2 separate regions of the Homo sapiens genome follow, and region 1 is linked to region 2. Evidence: read pairs that join two places in POLR2A ChIA-PET (ENCODE). Cell type or tissue: Caco-2. All regions are shown on one strand.

Evidence for each region. Peaks named below come from ENCODE experiments on the same cell type or tissue, not always from the same donor. Only the 100,000 strongest peaks of a DNase experiment are listed, where the experiment ranks them.
Region 1: POLR2A ChIA-PET joins it to region 2 with 10 read pairs; 2 of 35 experiments call an interaction of 5 or more read pairs at or near these places.

What each region holds. Positions count from the first base shown.
Region 1 is chr17:40,110,510-40,113,009 of GRCh38, reverse strand. No RefSeq gene overlaps it. Among named protein-coding and RNA genes, the nearest start is that of MSL1, 10 kb to the left of the region's middle. RefSeq lists an enhancer at 1,935-2,500. In Caco-2, a CTCF peak has its summit at 1,166; DNase peaks (open chromatin) are centred at 1,169 and 1,539; H3K4me3 peaks cover 258 bases.
Region 2 is chr17:39,401,413-39,403,912 of GRCh38, reverse strand. It overlaps FBXL20 (F-box and leucine rich repeat protein 20), which reads left to right and starts at 2,287. Exons shown (of 15, transcript NM_032875.3): 1 at 2,287-2,500. RefSeq lists silencers at 1,138-1,302, 1,268-1,657, 1,908-1,987, 2,018-2,217, 2,248-2,500. In Caco-2, no CTCF peak of the experiment used is centred here; DNase peaks (open chromatin) are centred at 1,262, 1,752 and 2,242; H3K4me3 peaks cover 1,264 bases.

The sequences.
Region 1 (2,500 bases), 710 kb before region 2:
AGAGCACTCAGATCCTCCCATTCCAGACAAGAGCCAAGAATGCCCTAATTATGGGCTGGGTGATGGGAACAGGGCCTCCTCTGGGTGGGTGAGCTGCTTTTTGCTCACTACCACTACCCGCTTCCCCAGCAACACTCTAGTTGTCTCTTTAAGAGCTCGGACTCCTCAAGCTGACATAGTTTCCAAAATGGAATCTCTCCCTCTCTCAGCACTGGGGAACATTTTCCCTGGATGGGAAGAGCCCCAGGAGATCATGTTGGAGGAAGGAGGAGTAGGGCGGGGCAGCAAAAATTAGTCCAGTGGGAAGCCTTGGTACATGGAACAAGGGGGCTAACCAGGGAAAGTTAGAAAATAGGTCAAAGGAAGCCATGCAGAGGGAACTAGTTTCCTTGGAAAAATTTCTAAGCTTTGTCCATTTTTCACCTCACTCCTATCCCCTACAGGAGATGTGGGATTGGGGGATTGGGTAGGGAACTGGGGGTGAGGGAACATTCAAGGTTGGAGGCTGACTTGGGGAAGGAGTTGTGGGCAAGGCTCAGAGGAGGAAAACTAGGACTAAGTAGTGCAGGTAGGGAGGGGTAAATTTAAAATCAGAATTATTGTGGGGCCATTTCTCCCTCCAAGGTCATAGGGGTCATGGACAGTGAATGGTCCAGAAGCTACAAGCCGGGGAGCCCTAGGAGGGGGATCTCAGTAGCCAGGAAGCACACTACCCAGGGGCATGTTAAACAGTAATTTATGGAAGACAATGGAAGTAGTCCTGGGGCACCTATTTTTCCGTGTGTGTATTTCAACTTTTATTTTAGATTCAGGGGGTACATATGCAGGTTTGTTACAAGGGTATATTGTGTAATGGTGAAGTTTGGGGTATGACTGAACCTGTCACCCAGGTAGTGAGCATAGTACCAATAGGTAGTTTTTCAATCCTTGCTGGGGCACGTGTTTTCAAGGGAAACAGCCCAAAAGCGATCAAACTAGAATGTTGAGGACTCTAGCCAGGACATTTGCTCTCCTATAACTCAGCATCTGTCAGCGCTCCCATTACCAGGTGCTATTTCCAGAGTCCTGGGCTTAGGGAGAGGGAAAGGGAGGGGCGGAGGTGGAGAGGCAGAGGGAGACCCGATGGGCTCCTCCCCCAGCACAACTGCAATTCCAGCTTTTAGCCACTCAGGGGCTCCCAAGCTCAACCACAGCCCCTGCGTAAGGAGGGAGATTGAGTTAACAAGCCTCCAGAGGACACCTTGGGTCATCAGGGATGACCCTGAGCAGAAGGGTGACCCAGAAGTCATGTGCTCTGAAGCTGCAAGTCCTTCACAAGCCAATGAGTCCAGCCTCAACCTTTCTCTCTAAAAGGGACTCAGGGCACTGAGAACTCACTCCCCACCTCTTACCCTCACCCCCTTCTTTGTGGTCATTTCCTCCCCCGCGTGTTTCCTTCCCCTCCCCCATCCTCGTGGTGGGAACCATCCCCCAGCCTGTCAGAGTCCTGAGGAATGTTTTTGCCTTGACTGGGCGCCAAGCTGTGGACTTCCTGGGCTTTGGGGTGGGACTTGGCCAAGGGGAAGCCCTTTGGACCCAAGAGCCACTCAGTTCTGCACAGCCTGCCGGCTTTCTCTCTCTCTCTGCTAAGCAAAAGGCTCATCCATCACTTTGTGTCACGACTGCCTCATTTCCTCCCCCCACAATAGGATTTCCTTGCCAGGGCAAATCACACAATCTGGAAGCAGTGGTCATCCTAAACACTGTGGCTTATAGTGGGAGAGAGGGAAAGCACCTATTTCAGAAGCTGCCTTCTCTGTTCCAGAAGGCTGGTAGCTGGAAGGAGGGATTCAGTTGCCAGGGTCCTGAGGTAAGGACTTTGTAAATGGTAATTAATCTTGAGGGCTCCTTCTGGATCCTTCTCAGAACCATTGAGTCTAAAGAAATACAGGGTCTCTATATTATAGTTAAGCCTGGGAGTACGTGGATTTCTGCATATCTGACTTTTACCCAGCCTTCGTTTCCCTGAAATAAATCAGCTGAAATCCGAACTCATTCTTCCACATCATCTTTCCAGTCCCCTGCAGCAGACCAGTGTAGGTTCAGCAAGAACAGGGAGCAGGCAGAAACCACTCCCAAATCTCATTAATAGAGACTGGGCCTGTCAGGGACCACTGGCTCCTCTCCAAGGGGTCACTGCTCAGGTGTTTTTGCATTTGATCTCTTCTGATCTCTTGTCCATAAAAAGCCCTCAAATGACAAAGTGAGAACATAGTCCTATGGCATCCCCTGCCTCAGGGTCCAGTCCCTCAATGCCACTTTTGCAGCCTGTCTGCCTGATGTCATCATCTGTAGACCTGTGCCAGATTCCCAGGTTCCTATCTTGAAATCTCAGCCCCCGCACCCAGGGCCTAGGGGAGAGCCAATGTAGGTCACTGCAGTTGAGCCTGCAGGGCTGTCTGCTCCTTGAGCCCAGAGCCTTTCAGGCACAGAGAGAAAGCCTTGCAGAGAAGCAAAAGAA
Region 2 (2,500 bases):
CAGAGACGGGGTTTCACCATGTTGGCCAGGATGGTCTCAATCTCCTGACCTTATGATCCGCCCGCCTTGGCCTCCCAAAGTGCTGGGATTACAGGCGTGAGCCACCGCGCCCGGCCATCCCTTTGCCATTGTTACTCACCAAATGCATCAGTTTTTGCTGGGAGAAAACAGCTCTTAGATGAGACAGAATGAAAAGGCTTTTTTATTCCACTGGCTGAAGTCAAGCAAAAACATTAAAAGTACCTGGGACAGGAGGAGAAGACAGACCTGGGTTTGTGGGCCTGAGAATGAGTTTCTGAAGCTAGGTCCCTGGTTTTAGGAAGCCCCCTCTAGGATTAAAAAAAGCCGGGGGGTGGCGCGCTGGTCGTGGTGGCTCACATGAGGCCTGTAATCTCAGCACTGGGAGGAGGCTGGAGGATCACTTGGGCCCAGGAATTGCAGACTAGTCTGGGCAACATAGGGAGACCCCGTCTCTACAAAAGAAAAAAGATCCCAGCACTCTGGGAGGCCGAGGCGGGCGGATCACTTGTAGTCAGGTGTTCCTGACCAGCCTGGCCAACATGGCGAAACCTCGTCTCTACTTAGCCAGGTGCGGCGCGGCGCGCCTGTAATCCCAGCTACTTGGGAGGCTTGAACCCGGGAGGCAGAGGTTGCAGTAAACCGAGATCGTGCCACTGCACTCCAGCCTAAGCGACAGAGTTGAACCTCTGTCTCAAAAAAAAAAAAAAAAAAAAAAAGAAAAAGTTTGTACAGTGCTTTAAGAGTTGGGTAATATGTCCTCCAGCTAAAATATACCTGTTCTTAAAGATCTGCCGCACTTGTTGCTCTTGTTAATTTCTTAGACGCATAACAAGTCAGTCGCTAAAACCACTAATTAAAAGGGGTGTGAGGAAGACCAACTCATAACTGCTTTGGAAGCATACAATTAGCAGTGCTGCTGCTCCTGCCAGGTGTGCTGGAATTTATTATACAGTTTCTAATAGTTCACTCTTAGGACATAATTTTGTAGTTTGTTGCTCATAGAAGGGGCAACAAAACTACAAAATCCTGTGTTATTCCTTCGTGGAAATTCGGTCATAAATTCTGAGACCTTGAAGGCCAGAGTTGTTAAAACATAATATAATATGATGACACAGATCAGCTTCTATACAAGGAGCCCGGGAGTCTGATGAAGTGTTTCCATCGGGAAAACGCCCCCGCCTACTCGCTCACACACGCTTGTTTCTCCCGCCAAAGTGACGTCAGGCCGAAGCTCTCACCAAACAGCGCCCTGATTGGCGGACAGGCAGGCGCTGCAGCCCATTGGGCGCCGGCGGCGGCCGAGCAAGGAAAACCAAAGGCTCTTCGGTCTCGCCCGCCCCACCCCCACGGACGCGCGCCCCGACCCCGGCCAAAGGAAGGGTTGCCCGGCTCCAGCCCTGCACCCCCGACCCCCGGCCTCAGGTGCAGCTCCGCAGCCATCCCCGGACCAGGGCGGGCACTTGGCCTGTTGCTCAGCGCAACCACCCTCGCCCTCCCGAGCCATGCACAGGGAGACAAGCGTCCGGCCCCGGCCCCCCAGGCCTCCCTGCAGCACCCCGTAATGTAATGCACTGGGGCGGGGGAGGCGGGGGAGGCGGCGGCGGCGGCAACCGCGGAGGCGCGGCGGCAGCCGCACTGCCCCAATCTAGACACATCCAGAAGAGGAGGAAAATGGCTCCGAGCAGGGACCGCCTGCTGCACTTTGGGTTCAAGGCGACAGTGAGTGACAGGGGAAGGGAGCTGGGTGGCCGGGAAGGATGCGGGTGCCTTACAGGATCCTGGGGAACAAGTGACGAGGGGCGACGGGCGCGGGCAGAGGCTGAGGTTCTGTGCAGGCAGGTGCGTGCCTGTTTGCCCGCGGAGGGAGGAGAGGGGGACACGGGGCAGAAGAGGGGCCCCCGCGCAGAGTGCGGTACTGCTCTACTCTCCCTCGCTGGTCCGCGAGCACGCGCGCACTCGCATCCGCCCCACAGACCCCCTTTTCCACACGCACAGGCACTTCCCTGCCTCGCCTTCTCCCGATGGGCTCGTCTGCCTCGGAGGCGCAGGGGGTCGTGCCGCCGCCGCGCACCGGCTGCTCCCGGGAGCGCCGTCAGGGCCGGCCCCGTGTGGGGGAGGGGTGGTCTCGCGCCGCCGCCGCCGCGCTCCTCCCCTCCCGCCCCTCCCCCTCCCGGGCGCTCCGAGGCCCGGGCGGCTCTGTCCAATGAGCAGCGGCGTTGCTGGCAGGTGGGGAGTGTTTTTGTTTTGGGTTGAAGTTGAGGCTGAGGAGAGAGCCGAGCTAGCGACGAGCAGTCGTTGCGGCCGCCGGCGCCGCGGGAGGTGGTGGAGGCCTAGCCGGAGCCGAGAGGTCTCTTGTTCCCGTCCCACGGTCCCGGCGTCACCCCTCCGGCGCCCAGTCCCCGTCCCGGAACTCCCGGGCCTGTCCTGGGCCCCCGGTCTGTGCACTCCGCTCGCCGCAGCGCCCGGCCCGGGCCGCACC